Linked DNA regions of Homo sapiens: region 1 is linked to region 2. A link is a contact called in ENCODE Hi-C data. All regions are on one chromosome and are shown on one strand. The core of a region is the stretch at or near the end of the contact, and the rest is flanking DNA. Distances in the headings are between cores, read along the strand shown.

Region 1 (5,644 bases), core at 1,022-3,521, 1.5 Mb before region 2:
GTGCCCTTCTGACCCTTCCACCATGTGACGAAGTGACACAAGGCGCCATCGGTGAAGCAGACAGCAGCCCTCACCAGACATCAACTTTGCTGGAGCCTTGATCTTGGACTTTCCGGCTCCAGAACTGTGAAAAATAACTTTCTGTTGTTTATAAATTGCCCAATCTAAGAAATTTGGTTATAGCAGCCGAACTGAGTAAGTCACTTGGGCTGCCTTAACAAAGAACCACCGACTGGGTGGCTTAAACAACAGAAATTTATTTTCTCACTGTTGCGGAGGCTAGAAGTTTAAGATCAAGGTGTCAGCAGGGTTGGTTTCTTCTGAGATCTATGAGGAAGGATCCGTTCCAGGCCTCCCTCCTTGGCTTGTAGGCCTCCCTCCTTGGCTGTTTTCTCCCTGTGTCTTCACATCACCTTCCCCCATATGTGTGTTTGTGTCCAAATTTCTTCTTCTTCTTCTTCTTTTTTTTTTCCAGACAGTCTTGCTCTGTTGCCCAGACTGGAGAGCAGTGACACGATCTCAGCTTACTGCAAACTCTGCCTCTCGGGTTCAAGAGATTCTCCTGCCTCAGTCTCCCAAGTAGCTAAGATTACAGGCACCTGCCACCATGCTCTGCTAATTTTTGTATTTTTAGCAGAGATGGGGTTTCACCATGTTGGCCAGGCTGGTCTTGAACTCCTGACCTCAGGTGATCCACCCACCTCGGCCTCCCAAAGTGCTGGGATTATAGGCATGAGCCACCGCACCCAGCCCAAATTTCCTCTTCTTATGAGGACCCTAGTCATGTTAAATTAGGCCCCACCCAAATAACATCATTTTAACTTAATTACCATTTTACGGAACCCCATCCCCAAATATGGTTACATTCTGAGATAGTGGGGGTTAGGACTTCAACATATGAATTTATGGGAAGACACAGTTTAGCCCATAACAAGTTTATTCTGTTCACCCTGGTGTGGCCAGGGTAGCTTGCCGGCTTCCTTTCTGGCACATGTGGGTACATGTTCCTCTGAGCTTTCCCTCAATGTCTTCTTTTTCTAACTTCTTATGAAGATATTTAAACATGTGGTAGAATACATACCTATCCATGCACCCACCCTCACCTAAATTCAGGACTGGCTAATATTTGCCAAGTGTCATTTATTTACACATGCACATGTAGGAGACCAGAATATGCTTCCCGTAAATATGAAGGATTGTCGAGCTGAAGACAATTAAGAAGGAGATGGAGAAAGCTCTCTGCCCTCCCTCTATTTGCCTAAAAGCAGGACATAGATTTCCAGAGACAAAAGATATCCTGGCCTCCTCTTCTACCAGGGAGAACAAAGGTTAACTACTAAAGACAGCATTGGACCGTTTGGGCCTGGAGGTGATACTGGAGGAAATCTACACCAAGGAGCTCTCCTAACCAGCCTTTATCTGCCAATTATTTGCCTTCCCACAAGTTGCCACCCCTAGAGACTCAAAGACTATTTACTATGCTTTCGGCTTCCACCAACACATGGGACAGAGCTGTTTCAGGATGGGACCTGGGTTAGGTTAATTCTAGCTTTTTCTGGGCTGTTAGGCTGGAAGTGGCTTCTCAGCAGCAATACCAGCTGGTCGCGAAGGCTTTCTCCAGCAGGGCCCGCCCACAGCCCGCTCCTGCTCTACCTTAGCAGTAGGAAAGCTTTGGCATCCCCAGACGACAGGCTCACCAAGAACTCAAGTGCTCATTCAATAAAACACACACAGCTGAAGGGAAAGTCTGTAATTTGAGTATGTGTGTGGGCAGAACAGTTTCCCACCCCAGCACACTTGATTATTTGTGCTAATGGGGCGGGGGCTGGGGAGGGGGAGTCTGGGTCCCCAGTGTGACCCCCAGACTATTTACACATGGAGGAGCTTTATCTGGCTTTGGGAAGTGTGAGGTCGAGAGGTGATAACTTAGGGTTCCTCCCTGGGCATCAGGGAATCCCTGAAATTCTGTGCACACGTTTTTAGGAGTGGCGATGTATATCTTCCTAGGGAGAGAGGCCCTATTTACTGTCAGATTTTTGAAGGGAGACCCTGACCCCTAAGGTTAAAAATCATTACTCTGTGACTAATCCAGATAAAGTTCTATTGGTTTAGTATTAACTTTAGCTAATTTAAAATAAGTTTACCTTTCCTAAGAGATTTCCGTTCAATTGGCTGGGGATTTGGCTAGGTGGTGGGAAAATGTTAAGTAGAGTGAAAAATGTATCACTGATTAACCAGTGGAAATTTATTACAGCAGTTAAGAGCCCTGGGTCTGGAGCAAAACTGCTGAGGTTTGAGGCCCCGTTTTGCTGCTCACTAGCTACATGATCTTGGGCAAGTTATTTAAGCTCTCTGAGCTTCAGTTTCTTCCTCTGCAGAATGGGGATGAAAGTGGACTACTACCTCATGGCATGTTTTGAGGATGAAATGAGCTAATAAACACAGTCTTCAGCCCTACATTAGGTAAGCCATTCTTATTATTTGTTCTATTATCTATCTATCTATCTATCTATCTATCTATCTATCTATCTATCTATCTATCTATCTTGAGACAGAGTTTAGCTCTGTTGCCCAGGCTGGAGTACAGTGGTGCAATCTCGGCTCACTACAACCTCCGCCTCCTGGGTTCAAGTGATTCTCCTGCCTCAGCGTCCAGAGTAGCTGGGATTACAGGCGTGGGTTACCACGCCCAGCTAATTTTTCTATTTTTTTTTGTAGAGACAGGCACCCTTGATTATTTGGCCCAGCTGGTCTCGAACTCCTGCCTTCTCGAACTCCTGATCTGGCCACCTCTGCCTCCAAAAGTGCTGGGATTACAGGCGTGAGCCACTGCACCTGGCCTATTTCTTATTTAACAAGGTGGAATTGTTATTGGTGGCAGCGCCTTTGTGGCAGGAAGATGTTAAGGCTATGTCCCCTACATCAGAGTAGGCTGGGTTCTCCCATCTCTCTGGGATTCCTCTCTCCTCCCAGACCATCTAAAGCCAGCTTGGTCTTCAGGCTGATTCAAGAAGTACTTTCTCAGTATCTCCCAGCACATTCCACACTCCAACCCAGTTTATCCCTCTCTTCTCAATAGCCTATAACCCCCACGTAAACAAATACCCACACGTATTATGTATATTAGAAATGGGCTGGGCACGGTGGCTCACGCCTGTAATCCCAGCACTTTGGGAGGCCGAGGTGAGGGGATCACGAGGTCAGGAGTTTCAGACCAGCCTGGCCAACATGGTGAAACCCTGTCTCTACTAAAAATACAAAAATTAGCTGGGCATGATGGCCTGTAATCCCAGCTACTCGGGAGGCTGAGGCTGGATAATTGCTTGAACCCGGGAGTCAGAGGTTGCAGTGAGCCGAGATCAAGCCATTGCACTCCAGCTCTAGGTGACAGGGCAAGACTCCATCTCAGAAAAAAAAAAAGAAAAAGAAATGGAGTACTTTTCCTATATCAGGCACTCTGTGTGTGTGTGCATACTTCTATATATAAAACTTCATTTGGTCCTTACAGCAACTCTGTGAGGCATACCTCATACCTTATTAGCCCAATTTTACAGATGGGGAAATTGAGGCACAGATAGGTAAGTGATTATACCTCAATCCACAAAGCTAGTAAACAGTAAATCTGAGATTAAGATCTGCATATTTGAAGCCAATTCACCTTGCTGTTATTTAGTCATTTACTTCCTTGCAACTTCACTTACAGCGTAAGATATTCCTCTTTCTTTCTTTTTTTTTGTAATTGAAACAGGGTCTCACTCTGTTGCCCAGGCTGGAGTGCAGTGGCAAGATCATAGCTCACTGCAGCCTTGAACTTCTGGGTTCAAGTGATCCTCTTGCCCCAGCCTCCTAAGTAGCTGGGACTACAGGCACCCACCACAATGCCAGCACAATTTTTTAACTTTTTGTACAGATGAGGTCTCACTGTGTTGTGCAGGATGGTCTCAAACTCATGACCTCAAGTGATCCTCCTGCATTGGCCTCCAAAAGCATTGGGATTACAGGCATAAGCCACTATGCTTGGCCAGTATTTTGGTTTTCATATTATGTTAAAAAGTCTATAAATTCCTTTAAGACAGAGATGATTTCTTAGACTATTTTTCTTTTTCTTTTCTTTTTTTTTTTGAGACTGAGTTTCACTCTTGTTGCCCAGGCTGGAGTGCAATGGCACAATCTTGGCTCACTGCAACCTCCGCCTCCCAGGTTCAAGCCATTCTCCTGCCTCAGCCTCCCAAGTAGCTAGGATTACAGGCGTGTGCCACCATGCCCGGCTAATTTTTGTATTTTTAGTAGAGACAGGGTTTCACCATGTAGGTCAGGCTGGTCTCGAACTCCTGACCTCAGGTGATCCACCTGCCTCGGCCCCCCAACGTGCTGGGATTACAGGCATGAGCCACAGTGCCCAGCCCTTCTTAGACTATTTTTCATTCCTCATAGAACCTAGGACAATATCTGGGACATAATGGGAACCCAATAAATAGTTGTCTATGAATTGTTGACCGATTATATGTAGATGGGAAGCAGCTAAAATATGTTCACGGTGTTTGTTTAATAATGTAACTATTTTCTTATACTATAAGCAGATTTTTTGGTTTATCATTTCTGCATAACAGGATTTAAACATACATGATATGTTACTATTAATGCTACACTCTTTCTAATGTGTCTATAGAAAGAATAAAAGTATAAGTGAAGTTGGTTGTACAATTATTATTATCACCAGAGCAAGTTGTGCTTGCTCTGAGGCAATTCCTCACTCCGGTTTTAAAATGTTGAGAAGGGTCTGGGCGTGGTGGCTCACGCCTGTAATCATAGCACTTTAGGAGGCCGAGGCGATGGATCACCTGAGGTCAGGAGTTTGAGACCACCCTGGCCAACACGGTGAAACCACGTCTCTACTAAAAATACAAAAACTAGCTGGGTGTGGTGTCGGGTGCCTGTAATCCCAGATACTCGGGAGGCTGAGGCAGGAGAATCGCTTGAATCCAAGGCGAGGAGGTTGCATTTAGCTGAGATTGTGCCACTTGACTCCAGCCTGGGCGAAAGAGTGAGACTCCGTCTCAAAAATAAAATAAAATAAAATATAAATATAAATAAAATTAAAAAATTAAATGTTGAGAAGGAAGAAGAGGAATATTCCCTGTTCTAACTTCTTTCCTTTGATCCTCAGTCTTGAGAATAAATTTATCATCCCCATTCTTATGAGGAAACTGAGGCTCAGAGAGTCCATGCTATTCACCCAGGGAGTGGTGGAATCAGGATTTAAAGGCAGTGTGCTTGTCTCCAAAGCCCCAACTCTTTCTACTAACAGATAATCATGATTTTAAATTCAATACTCTGTTAGTTATCCATTACTATGTAACAAATGACCCCTAAAGGTATCGGTTTATTGATAACATTAAATGTAAACATTAAACAATAAACATTTATTCTGAGGGTCAGGGAATCTGGGACCAGCTTAGCTGGGTAGCTCTGAGGCAGTCTTTCATGAAGTTGCAGCCAGGCTGTTCACTGGGGTTGTGGTCATCTCAAGGATTGACCGGGGCTGGAAAATCTGTGTATAAACTCACTCAAATGGTTGTTGGCAGGCCTCAGTTCTTTGCTGGCTGTTGGCTAGGGTGTCAGTTCCTTGCTTTCCAGGCCTTTC
Region 2 (5,692 bases), core at 1,936-4,435:
AAGCCAAAATTGACAAATGGGATCTAATTAAACTAAAGAGCTTCTGCACAGCAAAAGAAACAATCATCAGAGTCAACAGGCAACCAAAAGAACGGGAGAAAATTTTTACCATCTACCCATCTGACAAAGGGCTAATATCCACAATCTACAAAGGACTTAAACAAATTTACAAGAAAAAAACAACCCCATCAAAAAGTGGGCAAAGGATATGAACAGACACTTCTCAAAAGAAGACATTTACACAGCCAACAGACATATGAAAAAATGCTCATCATCACTAGTCATTAGAGAAATGCAAATCAAAACCACAATGAGATACCATCTCATGCTAGTTAGAATGGTGATCATTAAAAAGTCAGGAAACAACAGATGCTGGAGAGGATGTGGAGAAACAGGAAAGCTTTTATGCTGTTGGTGGGAGTGTAAATTAGTTCAACCATTGTGGAAGACAGTGTAGTGATTCCTTAAGGATCTAGAATTAGAATTACCATTTGACCCAGCAATCCCATTACTAGGTATATACCCCAAGGATTATAAATCATTCTACTCTAAAGACACATACACATGTATGTTTATTGCAGCACTATTCACAATAGCAAAGACATGGAACCAACCCAAATGCCCATCAATGATAGACCGGATAAAGTAAATGTGGCACATATACACCATAGAATACTATGCAACCATAAAAAAGGGTGAGTTCATGTCCTTTGCAGGGACATGGATGAAGCTGGAAACTGTCATTCTCAGCAGACTAACACAAGAACAGGAAACCCAACACCTCATGTTCTCACTCATAGGTGGGAGTTGAACAATGAGAACACCTGGACACAGGGAGGGGAACATCACACACTGGGGCCTGTCGGAGGTGGGGGGCTAGGGGAGGGATAACATTAGGAGAAATTCCTAATGTAGATGACGGGTTGATGGGTGCAGCAAACCACCCTGGCACTTGTATAGCTATGTAACAAACCTGCACATTCTGCACGTGTATCCCAGAACTTAAAGCATAATAAAAGAAGGAAGGCAAGGAAGGAAGGAAGGAAAGGAAGGAAGGAAGGAAAGGAAGGAAGGCAGGCAGGCAGCCAAGAACATGTAAACAAATATCTGTGGCTTTACAAAAACACAGGAAGAATAGATGAGAAATCATGACATTGTTTACTCACACAGGATTGGCTAGAATGTGTGGAACAAAGGAGGGAAGAAAATTCCCTGAGTATACGTTTTCAGATCTTTTTAATATTCTTTAATTTTTTCTTTTATCCGCTTTTAAGTTCTGGAGTACATGTCCAGGATGTGCAGATTTATTACACAGGTAAACGTGTGTCATGGTGGTTTGCTGCACAGGTCAACCCCATCACCTAGGTATTAAGGTCTAGCATCCACTAGCTGTTCTTCCTGATACTCTCCCTAATATTCTAATACCAAATAAATGTAATTAAGCCAGCAAGGATGGGAAGGGGGTAGGGGGTGGGGAAGACTCATATTAAAAGCAAACTCATCTCTAAACCAGAAATAATAGCAATATCTATACAAGTAAATACATGTACTCAGAACAGTGCCTACTACATGTAAACACTGAACAGGTGTTAGCAACATTGCCATTATTGTGTTAGTATATTAGGTACCTGGTGCTACCGGCAAAACCAGTTTATCATCCAACTGTCTCCAGTGTTGCTACTCAAAGTTTGGTCCTCCAGTAGCCTATCAGGATCACCCAGGGGCCTGTTAGAAAGGCACATCTCAGACCCCACCCCAGACCTACTGAATCAGAATCTGCGTTTTTAACGGGATCCGCAGGTGATTCCTATGCACATTAAAGTGTAAGAAGTACTGGGCTACAGACAGGTATGTGACAAAATAATTTCATAGGATGGCAAAGGCCAAGTGGCAAATGAAGGACACCAGAAATGCACGTCCCAGGAGCCCAACTCCTCCTTAGTAAATTACCCTATTAAGATTTGTTTAGAGATGTTCAAAAGCGTGGAGAAAAGCAAATTTGGTTTCCTCAGCTAGGGACGCGGAGAGTGGTCTGGTGCCCTTGAAGAGATCGCCCTCGTGTGGAGTAGGGAGGGAATCTCTAGCCTTTCCTCTCGGATGAAGAACAGCACCAGCGCTCCCAGCCAAAGGCCTGGCCCAGGTTCTGGAGGTGGGGTCTCCTTGGCAGAAGCCTCTGGTGTCTGCAGGCGTGCATTTACAGCTTTAAGACCAAACAGCTAGTCCGCCACGTGTCACTACAGTGTGCACGCGCAGAAATGCACAAAGCAAAAAAAAAAAAAAAGATGCTCTTAATGAACCAACTATAATCCTTGCTAAGGCATAAAGCCAGAGGGAAGTATGTATCTGAAATCATTTTCTACCCCTCACCCTCTTGGAGCCCGGCACTCTGGCTGCGGTGCTCTCTTGTATCCCAGTTGCTAGATGCAAAACAAGCTATTTCCTATCTAATTTTTTTTTTTAAGAGACGGAGTCTCGCTTTGTTGCCCAGGCTGGTCTCAAACTCCTGGACTCAAGCAATTCTCCCAGCTTGGGGTAACGTGTTACATTATTCTACTTAATAAAAAGCAAAAGTTGTTTTATAAATTCTAACTTAAATGCCCAGAAAATAACTTATCATGCATTGCCTTGTCGTGCAATAGTCAATATTTGCAAACCAAGTGTTAACCAAAGGCAGTTCATCAAAGATTTTTGAAAATTAAAAAAAAAAAAAAACTCATACTCACATTGTCCTCAGGATTTCCTGTTTTCGAAATGTTCCTGTACGAATCGGAGTCTCTATAATGATTGTAATTGAAAAGATAAGTCAGGTTTTTTGTGTTTTTTTTTCATTTTAAAATCATAATACGCAATGTTTTCCACTTGAACGCTATACCTTGTGTATTGTGCTTGCTTCAGCCTCGAGCCTCTACTGATGTTCCACCTCAAGGCGACAGGAATGCCACCTGGAGAAACTCCTGGGCGGTATGGGAAGAAAGCCGGTCTCATCAGAGTATATTTGCGGGGATCGACGACCAAGGTGTTAAATTCCAAGCACGCTTTGGAAAGTTCTAGGTGCTTGGGAAGAGATCCGTAGGCGGCAGGGATGCCCGCGCCCCGGCGTCCCAGCGCGGAGGGTGGCGGCGGGGCCTGGCCCTAGCGGGGCGGGGCGGGCTCGGGTTACCGGGAGTCGCGGGGCGCGGCCGGCACTGCCCGCGGCGCCTCCTCCTAGAGCCGCACCTGGAGGCAGCGCGCGCGTCGAAGAGGCAGCGGCTGTGGAGCGCGGCGGGGCGGCTCCGCCCAGGGCAGCCCGGGCTGGTGAGTGCGCGCGGGCGGCCGCGGGGCCGGGGGTCGCGGTCCCTCGGGAGGGGACTGAGCTGAGGCCCGCGGGCCCACCCGAGCAGGGGCCCTCGCTGTCACCGCCTCTGCCCCTGTCTCCCAGGCCCCATGTCGCGCTTTTTCCCTAAACGAACCGGTGACAGGGCTGACCTGCCCGCACTCTGCTGGTCCCTACGCCGGGAAGGAGAAAGTCTCACGAAGCTCTTTCCTTTGCAACCCCTGTCCCCTTGCCCTCTGCAGCTCCACACAGCATTTTTACTTCCCGTTTGCCTCCTCGAATCCCTTCGGTGCTAATCCAGCCCTTCGCCGTTTCCAGTTTGGGTCTGGCCTGTTTGTATCCAAATCGAATTACACAAAACCAGGCCCTCAGTTCTGCCTCTGGCCCTCTTTCCGGAGACGGGCCCTGCCTCCTCCTGTGCCGGGCTGGGCTTGCCCGGCATTGGCCGCCCGGAGCTCCCAGGGAGCAAGGCTGTGGTCCCGAAACTGGGCCCTCCGCTCAGCGCCGGGCAAGGCTCAAACCCCGGGTCTCTGACTTATCCGGTCACGAAGGGACTGCTCAGAGCCTAACAGCCCTAAAATTTGGTATTGGCCCCCTCCCGGGAAATCCTTCTCCCTACCAATCAGGCATCGCGGCAGGTGCTCTGCCATCATAGAGGCTCTGACACGCTGAACTCTCGAAGCTCGCGGCAGTGTTTATTTTTAGGAGAGATTTAGTTGATCGGGAACCAATTGACTTGGTTGACTGCCTCATCTAGTGCGCACCTGGGCCGGGCCCCGCCGGGAAGGCGTGCTGGACGTTCTCAGTGAGCTCCGAGACCTACAGAAGAAACAGCTGCAAGGATCCGATCAGCTAGCTGTGAAGAAAGCCTCAGATACGCTGTGGGGTGGGCAAAATTCTTTTCCTAGCTTCGATGAGTACTGTGGATTCTAGAATTTAAACAACATTCATGGAGACTCTTAAAACAACAAAAAATATCAACTTTTTGCGGGCACAGACTGAGATTTAGCTTTTTCCTATCTGAAAACTGAACAATGTGCACTAGATATAAATGTATTATCTAAAGTTTAGGAATTTACAGCATAGAAATGCAGGGGAATTCGGAGTATGCAATACGAAGTATCAACCTTTTTGAAAATGAAATTTAAAATGTATTTTTGTCAGGCATTCCTTCTAATTACGGTAGTATTGCTTTGTATCAGAAGACTTTCAGGCAAAGGACAGGAGGGAAGAGAGAGAAATTCAAACTAATTTGCATTAGAAAGAAACTTAGGGTGAAGAATTGCCTAGGTAAGGTTGCTATAGCTCATATCTTAAGTGCACTCTTGGAAAGCTTTCTAGTCTATTAGGTAACACCTGAAGCCCCAATTCTCTTATGTAGCATTTCTTTTTTTCTCTCTTTAACTACTCTGAAACTATACAGAGTTACACGTTCCTCATTAATTTATGAGTGAAACCAAAAGAATTGACTCAATCCAACAAGTATTTGAGTGCTTTTCGCATAGAGGCGCTTTGCTAAGAACAGAAGAATGGAAGACTGAGGAAGTTTCTAACAATCAATGGATTGCCTTGTGAGGTGTAGATGCAGGTGTGCACTGCCTATTTAATTGACGATCAAAGTCAGTTGAGTTTTCATCTCATTCTAAATATCATGTGTTGCCCCCTGGTATCTTAATTTTTCTACCGTTGCAGGTAGTCTGCATTTTAGTAACCCAAGTGAAACAGTTTTCTAGGGAAATCATGATAAATAGGAAGCACGTCCGTATTCCCAGGTGTTCTCATTATCATTAAGTTAATAAAGTTAAGAAAAATAAGATGATGATTTTCCTTTCTTTTGGTTTCAAACTAGTGAAATCTTGCACAAAAGACACAGCATGGATAAATTTAATCATTTTGTGACTCAGAGTACATTTTATGTAAGTCCATTCTGTTGGAGGATAGATCCAATTTCATGAACTCTTTTAATCCTTCTTTTGAAGACTAGTTCCAGGACCAACTTCATAAAATGTTTTATTGTAGGTACCAACAACTATCAACATCATTATCTTCTCCCCACCTTCACCCTTGAAAACAATTGTATTCTAGAGGATTATGAAGGAGGGGACAGGACTCTTTCAAAATCTGGAGGACACTAGGGACTTACCCCAGAAAAAAAATAAAAAAGCTCACCCATTCAAAATCTTGTACACCTTTCAGAGGATTCCTGGTGCCCAGGTTATGAAAGCTCACTTCAGAACGGGTCAGCGAATTAGTCAGAGGATAGGTAGATGGAGGGAAAGGGAAATGAAGCAATGTGGGTAAATTCACAAACTGAGTGGATATGACTTAATTTACTTTCAAATAGAATAAATACATGGCCCCTTGAGTAAGTATTCTGTG

What was found. Hi-C counts contacts between places; a loop is a spot of excess contacts on that map. Pooled maps may share reads with other maps.
Region 1: a map with no recorded cell type shows a loop between it and region 2 (4-fold over the local background). The contact joins the promoter of LHFPL3-AS2 here to the promoter of SLC26A5 in region 2. A Hi-C loop is called at or near these places in 3 of 168 maps with a recorded cell type or tissue (CD8-positive, alpha-beta T cell, MCF 10A and naive thymus-derived CD4-positive, alpha-beta T cell), 2 of 37 single-sample maps with no recorded cell type and 9 of 50 pooled maps.

Annotation. Positions count from the first base shown.
Region 1 is chr7:104,923,272-104,928,915 of GRCh38, reverse strand. LHFPL3-AS2 (LHFPL3 antisense RNA 2) reads left to right here and starts at 2,271. Exons shown (of 4, transcript NR_027374.1): 1 at 2,271-2,463.
Region 2 is chr7:103,443,700-103,449,391 of GRCh38, reverse strand. It overlaps SLC26A5 (solute carrier family 26 member 5), which reads left to right and starts at 3,185. Exons shown (of 20, transcript NM_198999.3): 1 at 3,185-3,294. SLC26A5-AS1 (SLC26A5 antisense RNA 1) reads right to left here and starts at 4,185. Exons shown (of 4, transcript NR_110141.1): 1 at 2,873-4,185; 2 at 2,724-2,775. RefSeq lists a silencer at 3,110-3,179 and an enhancer at 3,236-3,812.